Linked DNA regions of Mus musculus: region 2 is linked to region 1. Evidence: chromatin loops called from intact Hi-C (ENCODE). Cell type or tissue: gastrocnemius. All regions are shown on one strand. Links, peaks and the distances in the headings refer to the core of each region. The heading gives the core; the rest is flanking DNA.

What was found. Peaks named below come from ENCODE experiments on the same cell type or tissue, not always from the same donor. Only the 100,000 strongest peaks of a DNase experiment are listed, where the experiment ranks them.
Region 2: it touches region 1 in a loop (8-fold over the local background); 23 of 42 quality-filtered maps call a loop at or near these places.

The regions. Positions count from the first base shown.
Region 1 is chr11:16,864,725-16,876,905 of GRCm38, forward strand. It overlaps Egfr (epidermal growth factor receptor), which reads left to right. Exons shown (of 28, transcript NM_207655.2): 5 at 2,507-2,575; 6 at 3,384-3,502; 7 at 4,495-4,636; 8 at 6,252-6,368; 9 at 6,859-6,985; 10 at 7,078-7,151; 11 at 8,122-8,212; 12 at 10,236-10,435. Among named protein-coding and RNA genes, the nearest start is that of Egfros, 40 kb to the left of the region's middle. In gastrocnemius, for the core only: a CTCF peak has its summit at 6,565 (motif pointing left); a DNase peak (open chromatin) is centred at 6,576; H3K27ac peaks cover 934 bases.
Region 2 is chr11:16,518,731-16,530,911 of GRCm38, forward strand. No RefSeq gene overlaps it. Among named protein-coding and RNA genes, the nearest start is that of Sec61g, 16 kb to the left of the region's middle. In gastrocnemius, for the core only: a CTCF peak has its summit at 6,333 (motif pointing right); a DNase peak (open chromatin) is centred at 6,425; H3K27ac peaks cover 3,677 bases.

The sequences.
Region 1 (12,181 bases), core at 2,403-10,402:
CTATGGTGAGCCCATGTGTCATGATGGTGCCATAATCACAAGAGAAAGGAGGAGAGATCAGGATTGGCTTGCTCCTTCAAAGACCCTGCCTTCAGTGGCTGAGATTCCAGTACTGCCACCCTTTTTTCCCCTAATATAGCATTTTATTTATTATTTGAGAATTGCACACATGTATATAAGTAATTGTGATCATATTCAATCCCCTTTTTTTTTTCCAATTCCTCTGTTCCCCATGCCCTCATCCCAATTTTATATCTTGTTAAAATAATCCACTGAATACAATCAGTGCTGCACATATGTGCATGGATGTAGGACATCCACTGGAGCATCCTTAACCAACCAGGGGCCACACCCTCTTCCAGCAGTCAGGGATGAGTTCTCATGATCCCTTCCCCCACCCATGCTGGAATGTTGACAGGCTTGGTCATATGCAGGGCTTAGGCAGGCAGCCACAGCTGCTGAGAGTTCCTGAGAAGAACAGATGTGCTGTGTCCAGATGTTGTCTCGCAGCAGTCTTCCCTGGGCTCTGGTTCTTATCATCTTCCCACCCTCTTTTCTGTGATGTTCTTAGAGCCTTAGGAGTGTGGGCTGTGTGGCAGATATTCTATTTATGGCTGACTATTCCATAGGCACTTACTCTCTGCACTTTGGCACTTGAGAGTCTCTGTAGTAATCGTTATCTAACACACAAAGAAGCCTCTCTGATGAGGACTGAGCACTAATGACTGTAGAGATAAGTATTTGGAGGGCAGCTTGATGATGTGTCTGTGTAGCAAAATAATAGTAGTCAGTTCTTCCCGAGAGCTCAGGAGCTCTTGAGCCATGGGATCCTGGCCAAATTTGCAGTACCAGGCACAGTGTCCATCTGTGGAGTAGGTCTTAAGTCAAGCTAAAGAATGGTTAGTTTCTCCTCATAACGTTCGCACACATCTTGCCAGGTAGTCATTAGTCCTATCTCTTAAAGTCCCCATCACCTCTCTGTGCCATAAAGCGTGAACCTCTAGGAGTCGTTACGTATTCAAACTATAGCACTCATCATGAGAATAAGCCTAAGTGAACCAAAATTGCATAAATAAGTGACATTTCAAGTAAGAGTTGATTCAGTAAATTGTTCTGCAGTGCCAATGATTAAGGGACAAATAGCCCAAGTATTAGAGCTATAACAGATTTTTAAAAACAACTAGAAAATGAGAGTTATATATATTAGAAGATAGGGAATCTCTATCCCCTGGATCTCTTCCTTCTACTCTCCTCATTGAATAGCTGCAGATGCGCGTTCCTTTTGAGAAGTTTGCACTTCATCTTTAACAACAAAATCAGTATTATGAGGTGGCTTTAAATGCTATACATGTGAGGCATCTGAGATTCAGAAGAGCAGCCCACTGTGGCCAACATATTTTATCATTGATAAAGTTTACAAATTGAGGTTATAAGAGTGAATTTATGAGAAAGAAAAAAAACATAAAATCATCAGCTACTCCATGCATCAATATAAGTTCCAAATATGTATTAAGTATATGTAAGTATATATAAATAAATATGTTATATTTATACAAAATATAGGTGTAGTTCTAGAAGGAAACATGAGGATAAATATTTATAGTATCAAGTATCAAGTTGCAAAGAGAGTTCTGACACCGTCAAATAAGCTTCCATGTGAAATAAAATTGTTCTGTGAGATAAGATTGCCCGAAGAGGGCTACAGAACTAAGCAGAGTGGTCTCTACAAGCCTAATGGAGGTGGTAAGTAAGCAGCACCACAAAAAAGTGAAGGCGAGAAAAGTAAATGTGCTTCCCAGAAAGAAATTCTCAACATCTGTGCTGGTCAACATGTTGATCGTCAGTTCTCAGGATGATTAATGGCTGAATAGAAACCCTTTGCAGCTGCAACTTGATATTGACCAACTATAAAAATACAAATATTTAGCAATTACAAAGATTTCCAGACAGTAGTATGCCAGCTATTAACTAAGGTTTTAGGTGATTAGCCAAGTGACTCACAGAATTAGAATGTTCGCTTCCTGTGTCATGTTCTGCACCACTTCATGGCTTGGAGGAAAGGAGTGTTCATTTACCAGACTCAACATAACATCCTAAATATCTAGTGATGATTGCCCCACACAGTCAGTCAAGACTGAATGTAGCAAGGTGCATAAGTGTACATTGAGCGGATCTGGTTAGAGAGAAGCCTAATCAGGTGGCACCTCCGAAACCCTAAATTCATTAGCTTTGTCATTTGTGTGGCTGTGACAAGTCAGTAAGTAACCTCTGTCTCAGCTTCCACAGCTGAAGTACAAGCAAAAGCAGCCCAAGGCTCACCATTTTTTCTTTTGTGCAGGAGTCCTTTAATTTAGCTTACAAAGCATCCAACCCAACTATGAATACAAAGTTTCCAAGCTGTTCCTCATTTCTAGGACATTCTTTAGGACCTTGAGAGAGTTGTCAGTTGCGTGTTATTTGTTACTTTTATTGAAATGCACATTTAACTACTTGATTTTTATTTCAGGCCCCAAATGTGATCCAAGCTGTCCCAATGGAAGCTGCTGGGGAGGAGGAGAGGAGAACTGCCAGAAATGTAAGTCAGTGCAGCATCAGGGCCTGAGAAACATGCCCTGGTGAGGGAGTCCACACAGTATGTGGTCCTCCACTCCTCCGCTTTGTGACTGAACAAGTACAGGAGCTTGGCAAAAGACTCAGAGTTAACCACTTCATGAGCATCAGTCTTGGAAACATCACAGTGCACAACTATCTAAGGCTTACTACGTGGGATAATTTAACCTGTCATTAAATGCAAGAAAGCCAACCACCCAAGTGTCCATGGTGACACACAGGATGCCTTGTCCCCTGATCCAATCCTCCCCGTTTTCCAGAGCCAACTAATATAGAAGTTTGACGGTGTTGCTCCACAGAGTTCATGTGTGAATCCTACTAACTTAAAAAACAAAGTTTAATTTACTTCAGCATGGTTACTGCTTCACTCAAAGAACCTGGGCGTGTGTCAGCTTCAAAATTGACTGTAGTTCATTGCCTTTGTGACCTAACTATCTCGTTCCTTTAAACACTGCCTCCTGCCAGGAGCTCTTCTTGCTATGTGCCTTCTGTATTGCCAGAAATTCCCTAGATAATATCTACTTATTCAAAAGATCTGATCAGACTTGTTTCGATTATTTCTCCCAAGTGATTTGAGATAAATGATAAAAATGTACCAAGGGGAAAGTTGTGATTATATTGTTTGGCTGACTGTGAAAGCCTAGAAGCTGCTCCCTGTCACAAAACCCATGGTTCCTCCTTTATTTCTTTCTACTGGGTGCAAGCATTCCTTGGTGTCTCTAGAAGATGAGCTGCCACTTAAACACAGCTCACTGGTAATCTTTCTTTTTCAGTGACCAAAATCATCTGTGCCCAGCAATGTTCCCATCGCTGTCGTGGCAGGTCCCCCAGTGACTGCTGCCACAACCAATGTGCTGCGGGGTGTACAGGGCCCCGAGAGAGTGACTGTCTGGTAAGACTCTGGCTACTGGGGAGTTGTGCTGCAGAGCTGTGCACGTGCTCGACATCTGACTGTGACAGCAGCCTTCATGTGGTGCACATTTTAATTAAGTGTTGTCATGGACAACAGTAGCAACATTATGAGAAATGAAGGGAGCTCTTCTTCTGTAAGACCCCCTGAGAACCATCCCAGTTACCCAGACCTTTGGGCAGTATGGCATGTGCACACCATATTTTCATGCCTCTTGGGCTGCTCCCCTCCTAATCCTACCCCATCCCACAGTGTCTCCCCTCAGACCCTCTACCTCTGGTGAAAGCTCTAGTGTTAACTTTGCAGCTGTCAGGGGTTAGTGAATGTGATTCCTGGGGTCCTTGCCAACCCAAGCAAACTCCATTAGGCTCCAGAAAAGGAAGTCCACCTAAAGGTAGAGTCTAGAGTATTCTATCATTCTGGAACAGAAGATTCTTAAATTCTATAAACTAAACCTAGCTCCAGGCATCTTTTTTTTTTTTCACCTGGGTAGTCTGGTCTGATTCAAATGGGCAGCCCGGGGATAAAACTACAAATGGAGTTCTTAGAAAGATCCAACAGCTCTCTACATGGAATCTTCTTGCTAAGATTTCTGCAGTTTGTCCATAAATTATAAAATATATTCTTATAGTGTTCTTTATGAAAGAAACCCAGTAAAAACTGAGTTTAAAAATAGTTACAGCATACTTTCCAATATCATGTGTAGATTTCATTATTACCTTTTTTTTAACCACAAACCCTAGGCTGTATCAATTGAGACAGTCAGTATACTTAAAAATGTATACTTAGTACTCATAAGAGGAAGGTGTTTCTGACTATCCTGGAAAGGCTTACTAGACATTTTTCCTCTCTAATTGAGCATGTAAAACACCGAAAACTGTCACTGTCCCACTGACCTGCAGGCTGCCTGGCACTGGGTTCCTTTCATTTGGATGCCACATCCTTGACCAGACATGTTGTCCCTCCTATGACAGGTCTGCCAAAAGTTCCAAGATGAGGCCACATGCAAAGACACCTGCCCACCACTCATGCTGTACAACCCCACCACCTATCAGATGGATGTCAACCCTGAAGGGAAGTACAGCTTTGGTGCCACCTGTGTGAAGAAGTGCCCCCGTGAGTTTGCCCTTTCACCCAACAGTCCTCATTTCCTCTTCTGTCTTATGCTAGAGTCCTGGGCAGTTTGGAGGCAGCCACTGTGCTTGCCTTGTTGTCCTGTAGGCTAGTGTCTGCCTGGACAGGTGCAAGGATGAGAACCCCACTCAGTGCTGAGCAATGGAGGCAGAGGCAGCCTGCAGCAGTCAGGATGCCTTCCTTTAAAGGGTGGCTTGACCTGCACTGATCCAGTGTTGCTGGCAGCCAGACTGTATAGTACAAACCACCTATCGCTTCACCCCAAGTCAGAGAGGAAGCTTCAGTAACCTGGAGTGTCTTGGAGCTGACTAACACAAGGTCGTGACCCTCTGGGACAACCTTTGTTTGACTCTGCATTGTTTGACTCTGCATTAAACAGACCTAAATTAGAAAAGGCAGCAGACCCACCCCCTTGAGGAGAAGAATTTAGGGCTATGGCTGGGCTCTTGGAGTATTTTGGTTTTGGGTTTGCTTTGATTTACTCATTTGGGTTCAAGTTTTATTCATGTATGATGGTACTCTATGGTACCTATAGGAAAATGGCAACATAGATCGGTCCCAAACAGAGAAAGTGAAACAACTCATAAAGAGCCTTAAAACCAATCTTGACTTCTAGAAAGTAAATTAAGACAAAAAAAAATGTAAAGTGGAAACTATAAGGGTGAGATTTTGCCTACCTAGATTTAGGTGATTGAAGTCCCATTAGAAAACACACACAGAGAGGGGAGGGGAGGAAGAGGGAGAGGGAGAGAGAGGGGGAGGGAGAGGGGGAGGGAGAGGGGGAGGAAGAGGGAGAGCTAGAGAATAAGGTAAATGGAAAACTAAGATGAAGAAAAACTCATGACAGTCATGCCATAGATAGAATCTTTGTGTGAAGGCTTAGTAACAGATCTTTAAACTCTGCAGGAAACAAAACCTATGATGACAAGAGCATATGACTCACAGATATAGTACCAATGCCCACATTTTGAGCATGTATTTCAGAAACTCAAAATAGGAGCATAGAGTTTCTAGTAATACTGTAATCATAAATATTAATTAGGTTAGACTACATAAAGGTGAAGGGAGTGGAGAGAAAGATTGGGGCGCCTGTCTAGGAAGCAGAACAAACTGGTCCCCTCGTTGTCCCACCAAGAACTGCATGGTGGATGGGTGGGGAAGGGCAAAGCTGGTATCAAACAGAAGAAACTGTAGTTACCTCAATGGGACATGGTCTGTCTGATAAGCATTAGTGTGTGTGTACTACATATCTTAGGTTTCCTTGTATATTCTAAGCATAGACCTGTCAGAGGAAATTCATATTCAGCAAGGGGCTTTCAGCCAGTGAACACGCATGGTGGTGTTTCCTCTCATAGCTGTTTTGCACCTGAGATCAAGTATCTGTGTTTGTCCACATTACTGTCAGAAAAGCCATTAGACTAGAGCTTGGTTCCTCTTCTACTTGAAATCTGTCAGTCTTTCTCCTCAAAGAGAAGTCAACCAAACTAAGAGGGACCTTTTTAGCAGCCCATACACAGCAGGACATGAGGATGTTTGTGGAAGGTTAGGAGCACCTGCTGTAGCCTTCAACACCTTCTTTTCATTGCCTCTTCCTCAGGAAACTACGTGGTGACAGATCATGGCTCATGTGTCCGAGCCTGTGGGCCTGACTACTACGAAGTGGAAGAAGATGGCATCCGCAAGTGTAAAAAATGTGATGGGCCCTGTCGCAAAGGTAAGCAGTAGGGTTTTTTTCTTGATCTTTGTGCCGAACTCTTATGGCCACCTCCAAATAAACCCACCTTTTAATCTTTTTTTAAAAAAATATATTTATTTTGTCTGGAAAGTAGAAGGTAAACTTGCAAAGCCAAATTGCATGGTGGAGGTGGGGGAGTTCTCTTGAACCAGGTACAGAGGCGCCACCTGCAGCCCAGGTGGGTGAACTGTTGTAGCCAGAGAGAGGCGGAGCCAATGTCTTTGTGAGTGACTAGATTCAGTACAGCCAGAACATTCAAATCTGACAGAGGTCTGTGACAAGGACAGCCCAAGTGCCACTCCAGTGACTGAAGGGAACAGCGAAGCCTGTCACAGGAGTCCTGGCACCTGGAGGGTCCCCTCAGGGTTGTTGGGATGAATCAATAGTGCACGGTAGCAGGGTTCTTGCTTCCGCTTGTGCAGACCCAGCCTTCTTAATTCACATTCTTAATTCACATCTCTCTTAACAGTTTGTAATGGCATAGGCATTGGTGAATTTAAAGACACACTCTCCATAAATGCTACAAACATCAAACACTTCAAATACTGCACTGCCATCAGCGGGGACCTTCACATCCTGCCAGTGGCCTTTAAGGGGTGAGTAACAGCTGAGCCATCTGGATGAAGAACTGTAGAATCTGCTTTAAGCCACGGAGAGTGTCCAATAATCACGTTGCTGTCTGTTTCAGGGATTCTTTCACGCGCACTCCTCCTCTAGACCCACGAGAACTAGAAATTCTAAAAACCGTAAAGGAAATAACAGGTTTGTACTCGGGTGTGCAGGAGCATATATGGGAAATTAAATTTTATAGCGACTCCCAGACATTTCCCTTTCTTCCCTGACATGAGAATGTGGTGTCTGCAGCTTATCCATTATGAGTAATTCTTCGAGACATTTTTAAAAACCAGTTTCCCTTGATGCAAATTGAAAGCACTTTAAGCCACGGCTGCTGCAATCATGCTGGACTTGATGTGGACACATGGAGCGGTTCTTTCCTGCTTAGACTGTCCATCGTCCTTACAGACCCCAAAACCCCCAGAGAGAAGATGGAGGAAAAGATACAAGGTTGACGCTAACAGGCAGTGCAGGCTCTCGAGTTTCACAAACTAGATTTCAAAAGATTGTCCACCAGGGAGTCTTGGGTCTATGACTGCCACCAGCATGCCATTTTCGTCATCTATGAAGGGGAGATAATTTGATCTGAAAAACAGGATTAATATGAGGATCAGAGTTAAATGGAAAAAAATATTTAAAAGGAGACCATGGTAACAAGAGACTGGAGAAGAGTCAGAAAAGGATCCAGGTGTATAATCTGATATTCCTTATGGATGTCAGAGCCAGAGCACTTGTCACCTGCTCAGGTGGGAGTTGGCCTACGCATTGAGGGAAGGGCAGCCAGGGACTCTAGGTTGCATAGAAAGGACAGGATTCTTTCATATATATATATATATATATATATATATATATATATATATATATATATATGAAATATATATATATATATATGAAATATATATATGTGTGTGTGTGTGTGTGTGTGTGTATGTATGTATGTATGATATATATATCACCTGGACCTGTGTGAGGACATGCACTATCATCCTTGGTGATAGGAACAGGAAGAATCCACTGCCACGGTCCATACAGCAGCCTTATCTGAGTCCTAGAACACGCTTCCTACAACAAGGAAATTTCTAACAGTGTGAGTCTAAGCCTTTCTTCTTCCCTCTAGGCTTTTTGCTGATTCAGGCTTGGCCTGATAACTGGACTGACCTCCATGCTTTCGAGAACCTAGAAATAATACGTGGCAGAACAAAGCAACAGTAAGTTGGCCATAACAAAAGCCTAGTAGAATTTTTTCCCCAAGATTGTCAAAAGAAACAGAAATAGGACAAAGACCGATCTTCTACTCGGCTTCCCCTAATGTGAGCAACTTATGTGAGTAGATATGAAAGTTAAGATAAATAATTTGACAAGGTGCCATGTTCTTCCCTGGACCATGTACTTCATTCTGAGTTTACCAGATTTTCCACGAATGCATCCATTCTTTTCTGTCCTCTCCAGGATCCCACACTGCATTAATGTCTGATGTCTTCCTAGTTCCCTTCAAACTTTCCCAGCTCCTATATCTTTGCTGATTTTTGTTGTCTTGACACTCTGGGAAAATATGACTGGGTGTTTTATAGGGCATCTCCTTGTTTGTGTTTGGTTAATATTTGATAATGAGGCAGTTGAAGACACATAACTTGTCACACCAGGGAGACAGAGAAGATGGGAGACAGGTGAAGAGCTTTCCTAGAGTAAGAGAAATCCTAAGATTTGTGGTGAGGAAAAGAAATCTGGAAATCTGTAGCTCAAATCTGTCTTGGAAACTTTCTAATTATGATAGCTTTTTCTGACATTTACCACCACTAACATCACTAATCCCACTAATATTGTGGAATATTTAACAAGTCAAAGCACATACACACAGAATATACATTGCTGCCCATAAACTCCTTTAAATAGGCACTTCTGATACTAAGCATGCCACTGCTTTTGCTTCCTGCCTTTCCTCTTAAATTCTCAGGAATGCTCTCGTTCTGAGGTTAGCACCGTGTTTCAAGCGACTGCACAAGAGACTTAGCCTTAATTTTAAGCATTTAAGCTATGGGATAACCACTAGTTCCTGACATGACTCACAGAAAGCTGGGACTTGACCTGCAGGAAAGACCCCAGCCAGACCCTGACTCCTTGGCTTTTCTGGACATACGCTGGGGGAGAATTCCCAGTAAGTGATGGTTGTGGATCTCCTACCCAGACCCCTCACTTCCCTGAAAACAGGCTGTGGGGAAAGATAATTCATGAAGGGGGAAATGAGAATAAGCATGACTAGGAAGAGGGTCTGCCAAATACTACTTTAAACTTTGATATTTAACCCCATAGCTTCCATTCTCTTCTTTTGTCCTGGCTCAGCTGGCTCATTCCTGAGGCTAGTGTCAAGAAGATGCCTACAAATGCACACCGCTTCTATGTGCATTTCCATCAGTCACATGTGACAAATTGTGCCTAGCAGGGGCATACATTTGAGCTCTGACCTCAACCATGATCCTGAGTCTGTCTCCCTGCCCTCGCCAAGTGCACACATCCTGCAGAGTCCTGTGATTTGGGACTCCATTCTCTCTTATCTGACTAAGTTTCATCCAGACACATATCTGCAGAATCTTATTTAATCAAATATGAGGTATCATGACTTGAACATCACCCTTCCATGCTCTTCCTCCATGGCTCTCCTTCAGTGTTCACCCATGGCTGACCCAGTCCTCACTAACGCTGCATTTATTTCTATGGACTCAAAAAAAACCTCTGCCGGTGTGATTATATCACCTTTAGACAGAGTCCCTAAGTAAAAGAGACAAATATTTAACCTGTGTGGTATTTGCAAATGGAACCACAGATATTCACTCAATAAACATGACTGGGCAGCTGAGTGGTAGGCAGATGGACAGATATTCATATTTACCTTAAGTACATTTTGATGTTGCCAGATGCTAGAAAGCATGTTCTTGATTTCTAGGAAAACTATAAATATAGCAAATGAAATGACATGAATCCTCTGATTAACTCCTCCTGTTTATCCAAGTTTAAAGATAAAAAGCAAATGAGAAACTGTCTTTTCTTTGAAGAAATCTATAAAAAAACCCTTGCATTTTTTAAAACGTTGTGATTCATACTTTTCGCAGAATGATTAGTAATAACTGGAACACAGGATTCAGGAAACATAAGTGGCCCAGAAAAACTGAATTTGAGGATGGCCCATTGCTTTCGCTATCACACAACAGTGCAATTTTCTTCTCTCCCATTTAGTGGTCAGTTTTCTTTGGCGGTCGTTGGCCTGAACATCACATCACTGGGGCTGCGTTCCCTCAAGGAGATCAGTGATGGGGATGTGATCATTTCTGGAAACCGAAATTTGTGCTACGCAAACACAATAAACTGGAAAAAACTCTTCGGGACACCCAATCAGAAAACCAAAATCATGAACAACAGAGCTGAGAAAGACTGCAGTAAGTAGCTGGTCCCCTCTCACCTGCACAGATAGTTCCCGGAGGTAACTTAGTTTTGGAAGACATACTGAAGAGGTTTTCACCAAACATTCTAATTGCTTTTGCTCATTCCTTCATTGAATTAAAATCTGCATATTCCTAATTGTAACGCTAGCATCAGAATTGTTTCCAGAATGTTCTCATCTCATAGGGTGAATTTGCCTTGTGGGGTTTCAACGTGAAATGTCCTTCATAGGCTCATGGGTCTGGACACTGAGTCCCTAGCTAACTGTGCTGTTTGGAATGGTTGTAAGACCCTTGGAAGGTGGATCTTTCCTGGAGGAAGGCAGGCTCGAGGACTCCACTTAGTGTGTATTCTCTGCTTCCTATAATTGCAATGAGATCATCTGTTTCTTCGTACTTCTGTTGGCATGCTTTTCCTGTCATGATTGATTGAACCCCTTCCTTAACTGTAAATCAAAATGAACCCGTCCCTCCTTAAGTTGCTCATGTCCAGTATTTGGTTGCAATAACGAGAAAAGCAGTAAAGAAAATGGATGCCAAACAGAGGAGCCTTGGCTTTGACGAATTTGAGGATGTGGCTCTTAGCCCTTTGGGGCTAGCTTGTGGGAGGAATGTAGAGAAGTTCGGAACTTTGTCTGAGAAAGCCCCAGAATTTTCTAAGCCATCCTGGTGGGAGTTTGGAAGATCATAATGCTGAGAGAAATATGAACAGTAAAAACCAGATCCGTTAGGTCTCAGAGGAGAATCAGGACACTGTTCGAAAGTGAGCTAAAGGCCATTTGTGGTACATGATGATAATGAATCTGGCTGTATCTGCCCATGTCCTGAGAACATAAGTCACTAGAAAGCAATGACCCAATTTGATTGGTGGAGGATATCTCAAAACAGAAAGAATAGCATTCAGTCTCCTGCTCGTGGTTCTTATCCAGGACTACAGAGTCCTGGAGAGGAAAGTGGACAGAGAGATAGGAAAATATGCAGTTTGATGGGCAAAGGAGAAAATTTAAAGGTGCATGTAAGCCAGGTGCTGAGGAAGCAATTGTAACTGTAAAGATATTAGCACTATTAAAGAGAAACCTTGTATAATCACACTGAGACAATAGGAAAAAGGTGCTCTGAAGGCAAGACCCCATCTCCCAAAAGGTACATCTTATGCAAATGTACATTCATTTGAAAGAAGAGAGCCAAAACTGAGAATTCTGCTGAAGATATTTCCTGCTTCTAGAGGCCAGGCTACATCTTTAGCTGGCCACTCCAATGGGCAGCCTCATCCATGGGGTGCTGGTTTTATACACGTGAAAGATACAGGATTGAAGGGGGCATGGAAGCCTGTGCCAAGATTACAGAAGGCCAGGCAAGCCAGGTGGTGTTTGGCAGGCTTGGAGTTGTGAATGGAGGCTACGTGAGACTGTAAAGATGAAGCTTGAGTGGCAATGGGCACTCTAGGATTTTAGAGATGTCAGCACGGTGGAATGCCTGCTAAGGAAGACCGCAGGCGTGGCACAGAGCAGGCTAAAGGAGTAGCTTTTCCACACTGCAAGGGGCAGACCTGGCAGCACAGAATTATGAAGACATGGGTAATTCTTGGGTAGTTCTGCTGAGTTTGTTTTACTTTAGTCTTCGTCTTTCTTTGCTGTGCCCTGATTCTACTTGTTGACATGGGAACATCTACTATGTGCCATTGCATGTTGGAAGTTTGTGATTACTTTTTGATTGCACAGAAGCCAATAGTTAAAAGATGTC
Region 2 (12,181 bases), core at 2,313-10,312, 350 kb before region 1:
ATGTGTTGGGTAGAGTACCTTCTGTTTCTATTTTGTGGAATAATTTGTGAAGAACTGGGATTAGATCATCTTGGAAGGTCTGATAGAACTCTGCACTAAACCCATCTGGTCCTGGGCTTCTTTTGGTTGGGAGACTATTAATGATTGCTTCTATTTCTTTAGGTGATATAGGACTGTTCAGATCATTAAACTGATCTTGATTTAACTTTGGTACCTGGTATCTGTCTAGAAACATGTCCATTTCATCTAGATTCTCCAGTTTTGTTGAGTATAGCCTTTTGTAGAAGGATCTGATGGTGTTTTGGATTTCTTCAGGATCTGTTGTTATGTCTCCCTTTTCATTTCTGATTTTGTTAATTAGGATGCTTTCCCTGTGCCCTCTAGTGAGTCTGGCTAAGGGTTTTTCTATCTTGTTGATTTTCTCAAAGAACAAGCTCCTCCTTTGGTTGATTCTTTGAATAGTTCTTCTTGTTTCCACTTGGTTGATCTCACACCTGAGTTTGATTATTTCCTGCTGTCTACTCCTCTTGGGTGAATTTGCTTCCTTTTGTTCTAGAGCTTTTGGGTGTGTTGTCAAGCTGCTAATGTGTGGTCTCTCTAGTTTCTTTTAGGGGGGACTCAGAAGTATGAGTTTTCCTCTTAGAAATGCTTTCATTGTGTCCCATAAGTTTGGGTATGCTGTGTCTTCCTTTTCATTAAACTCCAAAAAGTCCTTAATTTCTTTCTTTATTCCTTCCTTGACTAAGGTATCATTGAGAAGAGTGTTGTTCAGTTTCCATGTGAATGTTGGCTTTCCATTATTTATTTTGTTATTGAAGATCAGCCTTTGTCCATGGTGATCTGATAGGATGCATGGGAGAATTTCAATATTTTTGTATATGGTGAGGCTTGTTTTGTGACCAATTATGTGGTCAGTTTTGGAGAAGGTACCATGAGGTGCTGAGAAGAAGGTATATCCTTTTGTTTTAGGATAAAATGTTCTGTAGATATCTGTTAGATCCATTTGTTTCATAACTTCTGTTAGTTTCACTGTGTCCCTGTTTAGTTTCTGTTTCCATGATCTGTCCATTGGTGAAAGTGGTGTGTTGAAGTCTCTCACTATTATTGTGTGAGGTGCAATGTGTGCTTTGAGCTTTACTAAAGTTTCTTTAATGAATGTGGCTGCCCTTGTATTTGGAGCATAGATATTCAGAATTGAGAGTTCCTCTTGTAGGATTTTACCTTCGATGAGTATGAAGTGTTCCTCCTTGTCTTTTTTGATAACTTTGGGTTGGAAGTCGATTTTATTAGATATTAGAATGGCTACTCCAGCTTGTTTCTTGGGACCATTTGCTCAGAAAATTGTTTTCCAGCCTTTCACTCTGAGGTAGTGTCTGTCTTTTTCCCTGAGATGGGTTTCCTCTAAGCAGCAAAATGTTGGGTCCTGTTTGTGTAGCCAGTCTGTTAGTCTATGTCTTTTTATTGGGGAATTGAGTCCATTGATATTACCAGATATTAAGGAAAAGTAATTGTTGCTTCCTATTATTTTTGTTGTTAGAGTTGGCATTCTGTTCTTGTGGCTGTCTTCTTTTTGGTTTGTTGAAGGATTACTTTCTTGCTTTTTCTAGGGCATGGTTTCTGTCCTTGTATTGGTTTTTTTCTGTTATTATTCTTTGAAGGGCTGGATTTGTGGAAAGATAATGTGTGAATTTGTTTTTGTCGTGGAATACTTTGGTTTCTCCATCTATGGTAATTGAGAGTTTAGCTGGGTATAGTAGCTTGGGCTGGCATTTGTGTTCTCTTAGTGTCTGTACAACATCTGCCCAGGATCTTCTGGCTTTCATAGTCTCTGGTGAAAAGTCTGGTGTAATTCTGATAGGCCTGCCTTTATATGTTACTTGACCTTTTTCCCTTACTGCTTTTAATATTCTCTTTTTATTTAGTGCATTTGTTGTCCTGATTATTATGTGTCAGGAGGAATTTCTTTTCTGGTCCAGTCTATTTGGAGTTCTGTAGGTTTCTTGTATGTTCATGGGCATGTCTTTCTTTTGGTTTGGGAAGTTTTCTTCTATAATTTTGTTGAAATATTTGCTGGCCCTTTGAGTTGAAAATCTTCATTCTCATCTACTCCTATTGTCTGTAGGTTTGGTCTTCTCATTGTGTCCTGGATTTCCTGGATGTTTTGAGTTAGTATCGTTTTGAATTTTGCATTTTCTTTGATTGTTGTGCCGATCTTCTGTATGGAATCTTCTGCACCTGAGATTCTCTCTTCCATCTCTTGTATTCTGTTGCTGATGCTTGCATCTATGGTTCCAGATTTCTTTCCTAGGGTTTCTGTCTCCAGGGTTGCCTCACTCTGGGTTTTCTGTTTTGTTTCTACTTCCCTTCTTAGGTCTTGGATGGTTTTATTCAATTCCATCACCTGTTTGATCGTGTTTTTCTGCAATTCTTTAAGGGATTTTTGTGCTTCCTCTTTAAGGTCTTCTACCTGTTTAGCAGTGTTCTCCTATATTTCTCTAAGTGAGTTATTAAAGTCCTTCTTGATGTCCTCTACCATCATCATGAGATATGCTTTTAAATCTGGGTCTAGCTTTTCAGGTGTGTTGGGGTGCCCTGGACTGGGCGAAGTGGGAGTGCTGTGTTCTGATGATGGTGAGTGGTCTTGGTTTCTCTTAGTAAGATTCTTATGCTTACCTTTCAACATCTGGTAATCTCTGCAGTTAGTTGTTATAGTTGTCTCTGTTTAGAGATTGTTCTTCTGGTGATTCTGTCAGCCTCTATCAGCATACCTGGGAGACTAGCTCTCTCCTCTGAGTTTCAGTGGTCGGAGCACTCTCTGGAGGCAAGCTCTCCTCTTACAGGGATGGTGCACAGTTATCTCTCGTTCAGACCTCCCTCCTGGCTGAAGATGAAGGCCCAAAACAGAACCTGTCCCAGAAGCTGTGTTGCTTTGGCCTGTCACAGAAGCTGTTAGCTTCTGTAGTCCACACTCTCACCTGTGCAGACTACTTTCGGTGGAGTCCTGGAAAACAAGATGGCTCCTGTGGCTTCTTGAGAGACCACTTTCAAAAATGAATATTATTAGAATCCTAAATTGATTTACTATTGGCAAAATCAATGCAACTCATTTAACAAAAAAGAAAGGAAGAAAGAAAGAAAGAAAGAAAGAAAGAAAGAAAGAAAGAAAGGGAAAGGAAAGGAAAGGAAAAGAAAAGAAAAGAAAAGAAAAGAAAAGAAAAGAAAAGAAAAGAAAAGAAGAGAAAAGAAAAGAGGATTGGGAAGATTTCCAACTACTTCAGAACAAAAATCAAAAATGCATCTGACAAAATGTAGCCCACACTTGTGACAAATGTTTTCATCAAAGTAGATGTGAAAGGAATCTCACTCTAACAAATGAAAAACAGTTTAAAGATGCATGGTGTCATATCTGATAGCAAAAGACTGGATTTCATTTTCCAATGTCTAGGATCCAGGCTTTACACATGTCACTTTCATTCTGGCTCTCCTAGAAACCATTGGCATAAACAGGACAGAAAATACTACATTGAAAGAAAAAAAACACTTAAGTAGACACAAAAAGTGTGGACTGTATAATTCTTCCCAAATGAACTAAGTCAAAGTTGACAGACAGTAAAAGAAAACATTCTACCAGAGGCTGGGACTGAGACTGGTATCTGTTAACAGGCCCAAGGGTGAGTTTTCAAAGTAAAGGAATCATTCAAAGTCTCTCTCTCTTTTTTTTTTTTTTAGTTCACATTTTGAGTGTTATCCCCCTCCCCAGTTTCCCCTCTGCAAACCCCCATCCCATCCCCTCTAACCCTGCTTCTATAAGTATGTTCACCCACCCACCCACACTCCCACCTCACCCCCTAGAATTCCTCTACACTGGGGCATCAAGCCTTCACAGGACCAAGGGCCTCCCCTCACATTGATGACAGTTAAGGGAGTCCTCTGCTACATATTCAGCTGGAGCCTTGGGTCCTTCCATGTGTACTCTATGGTTGGTGTTTTGGTCCCTGGGAGCTCTGGGAGTTCTGATTGTTTGATATTGTTCTTCTTATGGGGTTGCAAACCCCTTCAGCTCCATCAATCCTTCCCCTAACATCTCCATTGGGATCCCCATGCTCAGTCCGAAGGATTCTGAAGTACATGCATCTATGTTGGTCAGGCTCTGGCAGAGCCTCTCAGGAGACAGCTATATCAGGCTCCTGGCAGCAAGAAATTCTTGGCATCACTAACAGTATCTGGGTTTAGTGTCTGCATATGGTATGGATCCCGAAGTGAGGCAGTCTCTGGATGACTTTTCCTTCAGTCTCTGCTCCACTTTTTGTCCCTGTATTTACTTTAGACCAGAGGAATTCTGGGTTAATATTTTTGAGATGGGTAGGTGGCCCCATTCCTCAACCAGGGGCCATGCCTAACCTCTGTTATGGTCCTTACAGGTTCTCTCTCTCTCTCTCTCTCTCTCTCTCTCTCTCTCTCTCTCTCTCCTTAGTTGGATATTTCAGCTTATGTCATCCTCGTTGTTTTCTAGGAGCCTCTTGCTTTCCTGGCATCTGGGACTTTCTAGCGGCTATCCCCATTTCCCCATCCAATTTCCTGAACAGAACACCAATGGCCCAGGCTCTAAGATCAACTATAGACAAATGGGATCTCATAAACTTGCAAAGCTTCTGTAAGGCAAAGGACACTGTCATCTTAACCAACCCTACATCTGGTAGAGGGCTAAGATCCAAAATATACAAAGAACTCAAGAAGTTACATTCCAGAGAACCAAATAACCCTATTAAAATGGGGTACAGAGCTAAACAAAGAACTCTCATTTGAGAAATATCGAATAGCTGAGGAGCAGCTAAAGAAATGTTCAACAACCTTAGTCATCAGGGAAGTGCAAATCTAAACAACCCTGAGATTCCACCTCACACCAGCCAGAATGGCTAAGATCAAAAATTCAGTTGACAGCAGATGCTGGTGAGGATGTGGAGAAAGAGCAACACTCCTCCATTGCTGGTAAGATTGCAAGCTGGTACAATCACTCTGGAAGTCAGTCTGGCAGTTCCCCCAGACAATTTATATCACTCTTGGGCATAAGCCCAAAAGATTCTCCAACATATAACAAGGGCACATGCTCCATTATGTTCATAGCAGCCTTATTTATAATAGCCAGAAGCTTAAAACAACCTAGATGTCCCTCATCAGAGGAATGGATACAGAAAATGTGGTACATTTACACAATGGAGTACTACTCAGCTATTAAAAACAATGACTTCATGAAATTCTTAGGCAAATGGGTGGGACTAGAAAATATCCAGAGTGTAGTAACCCAGTCACAAAACACACATGGTATGTACTCACTTATAAGTGGATATTAGGCAAAAAGCTTGGAATACCCATGATACAACTCACAGACCATATGAAGCTCAAGAAGAAGGAAGACCAAAAATAATCAAGGGAGGTAGAGAGAGAGAGAGGAATTAAGGGAGGGAGAAAGGAGTGGGGAGGAAATAAGAGGCCAGGATCAGGTGTGAGAGGAGACAGGGGAGATGTACAGAGGATCAGGCAATTGAACAGAGGTGTGTAGCATTTGAAATTTTATGTTGCTGGTTGTGCTCAGTCTTCTTGCACTCCATATGGTCTATTGCAACCCCTTGAACATATAACTTTTATAACTCATGATTGGCTTATTATGCAATGCATAACATTGTAGTTTTGATTATTATATGTCTTAGTGAAGTTAGTATTTTTGTGATGAAACCCCATGACTAAAAGCAAACTGGGGAGGAAAGGATTTATGTGGCTTACATTTTCACACCACCTCCCATAGGTGGAAGAAGTTAGGACAGGAACTCAAGCAGGACAGTAGGAGCTCCTGGAGGCAGGAGCTAATGCAGAGGCTATGCAAAAGTGCTGCTTACTGTTCCCAATGCCTTGCACAGCCATTCTTATAAAACCTGTGACCACCAATCCAAGGATGGCACCATGCACGATAATCTGGGCCTTGCCCATCAGTGACTAATTAAGAAAATCTCCTACAGGCAGAGCCATTTTCTCAATTGAGGTTTCTTCCTCTCTAAAGACTCTAGCTTGTGTCAAGTTAACATAAAACTAACCAGCACATCATACTATAATACAGTTGTTTACAATAGCCTATTGATTGACATAGACTACGTACATGTATGAAAGAGTCATAAACTCATCATTTTGAATAATTAGCAAACACAAACAAGGAAGTGGGAGGTATAAAATTATATACATGTACTTGTGTTATTTAGTTTGAATCTTGAAACAAAAATTAGAATCTGTACTAGGGAACAAGTATTAAACACTAAAAGAACCATGGTGATGCATATTTCTATGTGAAATATCTGGAAAAGACACAAGATGGCGATGTTCCACCAAGAAAATATACACAAATTCTGTGGCTGTATCCAAACCCTGGTGAGCCCTTGGACTGATTCCCCTCCATGCTCTTTTCCAAGGAGCTTTGGAAGCCATTTCTAGTATTGTAATTGCTATCTCCAATCAAAAACTATCCTTTAAACATCTCAAAATCGTATTAACTTTCTCTTTTCAGCTATCACTAATACAGTTCAAAAGTGCAGTAGTTTGATATCAGTACAATATTTACTACTATGGACACTCCTGCCTACTGAATGTTGAAAACTCAGTATAAGTCTATTGTAAAATAGCACCCTAATTTTTTAAAGAGTGCTTGGATCCCTCTAGAGTTCCTGATTTTGTGTTTCAGATAGTCATAAATAGAGGGCAGTGCAGGAACATGGATCTCTGACACAGTGGTGTGGGAAAGACGGAGGAACTGACTCTAAGTCTGTGCACTCTTTAACAACTTTGTCATCTAGGAAAGAAGACATAGCCAGGTTGTTAGGGAGCACCAAGAAACATTCATTCACTCAATGCTACAGAGGAAAGAAAATGGATCCATTTCCCAAACTATCTATTTGATTCAGAATCGCTTTCTTTCTTTCTTTCTTTCTTTCTTTCTTTCTTTCTTTCTTTCTTTCTTTCTTTCTTTCTTTCTTTCTTTCTTTCTTTCTTTCTTTCTTTCTTTCTCTCTGTGACACAGTCCAGCAAAGCCATACTGATGGAAGTGGAAAGGTCAGCGTAGGAACTTTGGGAAGGTCATGAAACCCTCAGCCCTCTGGAAGGGAGAGGCTAATTAGCATTTCTCAGACCTAAGGGCAGGAACCTGCGGGTGGGGACACATTCCTCAGGACAGACCATTGCTCACCTTCAGACAAGGGAAGTCCTTGTCACCTCATTCCCTAAAGACCAATCAGTTTAAAAGGTGCACTGTTCAGCCAATCATATTGTGCCTAGTTGCAGATGCTCTGTTCTGGCCCTGGAAACCATATAAAAATTCCCCAAACTGGTGCTGGGGGGTCACTGCCTCTCCTTTGGGTCTGGACGACTCCAGTGCACTGGAACAATAAATTCCTCTTGCTTTTTGCGTTGATCCTGACTCCACATGGTTCACTCAGGTGTCCCTGGTAAGCTAAGGCTCCCCGGAGTCTTACAAGACTTTGCCACTCTGGTGGCAACAGAAAAATCCAGAAAAGGACATTTGGACTTTGGGTCTAATGTCCAATTTTTATGTGATCCCTGCACTGACAGATGCTCAGCAGCCAAGGCAAGATGATGGAATTGATGGTACATATTACCGTTAAAGTCTCTGGTCTGTGAGAGAGGGACTTGTGGATTGTAATTATGGTACTCCAGGATAGAGACTCAGCCTGCCCTGAATATTGTGCATAATTCTTTGAGCTTGTTCCCAAGTGGCTCTAAGCTCTAGTTTGCTTTTCTAAAAGATGAAGGAAGCCACATCTTTCTCACGGGATTGTTTGTAAGATTAACAGATGCTCTGTGCAAGTGCTGGCACTCAAGGTCTCATTATGCGATTAGTTTGTGTCCCTCCTCTCTTTTGTGGTTACCTGCAATCCTGTGACTAATTCTCTGCTTCTGAGATAAATTCCAGTGGCAAACCTCCAAGTGAGTGCAGGGCTCTGGTCCTGAATGTTTATAAAGGGATGTGAGCATGCTCCTCACAAGGTTTGCTCATATTTTCTGTCCTTTCTTCTGAATCTGGGTAGAAGATTAAATTCTGTCCATTTCTTTTGGCAACAGTAGTTTGCTAAACCTTTCCAAGGGGGACCTTCATATGTCTACACCATGTGATAAGCTGGAAGATGAGAACTTCCCAAGGATATCTCAGAATCACTTGCCTTTCTTAAACACTGGTCTCTAGGGCTTCCCATTTACATGGTACTGTGCTGATCTTCATGTTGCAGCCCCTCACATATCTCAGTCACCTGGACATGGCATCATGTGGTTGTATACATCAGTCATTAGAATACATATATTCCCTCAGCTAATATGGATTTTGAACATCCCTGCAGGGCCCATGCTCCCAAATGTTCATGCCACAGGAAGATTGATGAACTGCTAAGAGGTGGGGTCTATTAGAAGGAAGTAAGGTCACTTATTTGAAAAGGACTATGGGACCCTGTTCTCTTCCTTTGTCTCTGGTTGAGTCCTGGACATGACATGATCCACTTTTCTCCATAAGCATACTTGTTGAATGATGCACTGTCTTATCTCAGGGCTGAAGCCAACTTATCGTAGACCAAAAGTGTGAGAAACAAAACCAAACCAACTTTTTCCTTATAAGCTGGTCCTCTCACACATAAAAGGAAAGCAGATGTACTCTGTCCAACATCATCTATGATTTTTCTTGTATCCTTCCCCTTAACATCTAGCTGATGGTCACCCAGAAGTCCTAACCAGTCAGTTCCTGCACCTTCTCCCTGGCTTCAGCAGGCTGCAGCATTCTCCTGCAAGTTTCTCTCTATTCCTGTACCACCCTACCATGCTCTTCTCTTCCAGGTCCAGGTGTAAACTCTTAATATGCTGCCAATCTGGAGTCCTTCCCTTTAGCTTCTTGCACAGCTTCTTATTGCAGCTAACTTAAAATCTATGCTCCTGTGGACCTCCTGACTGCCTCGCTGCAGTCCTCCCATTTCCCTTTCAGTCACTGTGGTTCCAGTTTATTTTCGGTCTCTTTAATACAACGCATCTTCCCACCCAAACCTCCACACTTACTTCTTTCCTTAACTCCCAGTAAAAAGCACTGTGTCAAGATGTTCTGTATATCTGTGCCTATGTATAGGAACATCTGTAAAGTACCTGTTTGGGGAAGTGGCTTTGTTGTTTAAAAAAAAAAAAAAAAAAGGCCTTTATCTCGTTTATTATTAGCTGAGAGTATCAGGCATAGTCACGTAGAACAGGAATTGGGAAATATTCGATGAATGAGCAAAAGAAAAATAGAATGAAAAATTAGAAAGTGCACAAGTGAAAATCAAGTGAAATTTAGAAAGGTTTTGCTCATCCTAAAAGAAGTAGGCCTTGACACTGGCCCAGAGCCTGTAGTGAATGGAACCTGAGTTTCATAAAACCCTGTCACTGAAAGAAGTCAAAGGGAAAAGAGTGTCATATGTATTCCTTCATTGTGAGGGGTTCTTCCGTGGCTTCTCCATGTAAGACATACAAACCTGGTGTGGCCACATTCCCAGCTTTGGAACTGTACTTACAGACTTGATGTGCGTTGCCTCTCAGATAGCTCTTTGCTATCAGTCAGAGCTTCATGATGTCCAAGGAAGGTGTTGGGATTCTTTTAGAGACACGCACAGTTACCCACAGCAGCAAGAAAATCTTTAATCTGTCTTGTTTATCTGAAAGTAGGATCACAGAATGTTCTGTTTGGTTTTGGCAGCAAGGGTGATGATGAGGTTGTTTCCGCTGGGACAAGGTCAACACTGCTAATATTCATGGCATCAGGACCAAATTTGGACTACTTCTAAATTAGAAAAGTAAAAGTTGCCCAAGGGAACAGATGAGCTAAATGCGAAAGTGAGTGACTAACATCACTAGTTGAAAGTACTCATCGAGCACCTAATCACATGATCAGAGTCAGCTCTTTGCGATTAATTGTTTTAGGCTGGCCTGGAACTCTTGGTAGTCTTCCTGCCTCATTTTCCAAAGTATTAGAATCACAGATGTGAGCTTCTACTTCCAGCTTCAAATTCATCTTTTGAGATTTCTCCTCATCGTAGAGGATTTATCCTGGAGTTCCTATTAGCAATCTAATTGCCCTCAAGACACAAGTATAAATTCCTTGGATATTTGATACCTAAAAATTGTAAGATTTAGTTTCATAATGTTGAAAAAAGTGAAAGGGGGCTGGGATGAGAATATGGCTTAGTAAACTCATGCCTTGCCAGCCTGAAGACCTGAGCTCAACCCCAAAATCAATATGAAAAAGCCAGGTGCAGTGGGGCATCTCTGTAATCCTAGTGTGGGGAGGAGAGGCCAGGGATCCCTGGGGCTTTGCAGACTAAGCAGCCTAGACAAATTGGTGTGGTGTAGGTTCAGTGAGAGTCTTCCTTAAAATACAAATTAGAAAAAAAAAAAAAAAAAAGAGGTATGGCTAGTAAAGATTTTACCTTGATTAAGGGTTTTCATTGCTGTACAAAAAAACAAACAAACAAACAAAAAACAAAAAAAACAAAAACAAAAAAAAAACCCCAACAACTTAATCCCATCTGTTGATACTTGAGAGTAATTTCCAAGCTGTTGATCTGCTGTTCAGAATGTTCTTGTCTGCCCCAGTGTTTTAAGTATCCCCTGTTTTCATCTAGAATTTCTAGCATTTTGGGTTCTAAATCAACATTGATCCACTTAGAATAAGTTCTTATACAAAGTAACATAAATGAATTCAGTTTCTGCTAGTACAAATCCAGTCGGCCAGAACCACTTGTTAACTAGACTATCTTTTCACTGTGTTTGCCTCCTTTGTTAATAATTAGGCAGGCACAGATTTGCTAGTTTATTTGGGAGTTCTTTATCCTGTTGCATTTGTCTACCCATCTGCTTTTTATGCCAGTACTACGCTGTCTTTATCACTAAAGCTCTGTAGTCTAATTTGAGACTGGGTGTTGTGATGATGCCATCTGTAATCTTACTTCTTAGACTAACTTTGGCTATCTGTGGTCTTTGGTAATTGAGTATTAGTTCTAGTTCTGTGAGATATGACAACAGAATTTTAATAGGTATAACAATATGTTTGCTATATTTTAGAAAAAGAGCTATATTAGTTACTCTTTTTGGTTAATTCCATAAAATATCATGGTCAAGGCAATTTAATGAAGAAAGGGTTTATTTTGCCTTATAATTCTAGAAGGATAAAATTCCATCATGGTGGGCAGGCATGACGGCAAGCAGCAGATATGGTGACAGGAGGAAAAAGCCTGAAGTTGACATCCTCAGTCTCAAACACAAAGCAGAGAGACAGAGAGAAACAGAGACAGAGAGACTTAGAGAGAGTAACAGGATATTTGGTCACACTGTGAACCCCAAAATTGTGTTATTTTACTGAAAAAAAAACGTGTTTCTAGTTGTGGTGTATGTCAACCTTAGCACACACCTTTAATTCCTCTGGGCTAGAATACAAATAGGCCCTTAGTACACACCTTTAACCAAACAAGGAAGGTAAAATTAGTCTGTACCCATGTTTGAAATTATTGTCTAATTGACTGGCAGAAAAAGTGATGAATCTGAGAAAGATTTCATAGAATGAGTCAGGCATAGGTTATGCCCAACTTTCATGATAAGAGACAAGAAAGGGAAGCTACTTAAGAGAGCAAGGCCAGAGAGGGTAAGAAGAGAAGGAGAAAGAGGAGGAGGAGGGGAGGGGAGAGAAAAGAAGAGGAGAGGAAGAGAAGGAAGAGGAAGAGGAGGAGGAGGATAGTTTTGTTGGGGCAGTTATTGAGAGACAGAATGAAGAAAGAACAAGCTAGAGACACAGGGAAAGACAGACCGAGCCAGAGAATTAGAAGTAGCCAGAAGATTAGAACATGTTGCCAAAGCTAATATGAGATCCAGAGCAAAGCAATTCAGAAGTTGAAAGAAGCCCAATTGAATCAGTTAGCATGTAGAGGAGTTTTGAGCCAGGATAACTGAGTTGAACCAGCAAGAGTTCAGAAAGACCAAGAAAGTGTGAGTTTATTTATCAGTTAAGTCTCAGAGGCTGAAAACATTCTAGGCCTAGATAAGATTGTATGGAGGTTAGAAGCTTCCTGGACTAGGCCTAGGTTAGCATATAGCAAGCCTCCAAGACATCCATCACAAT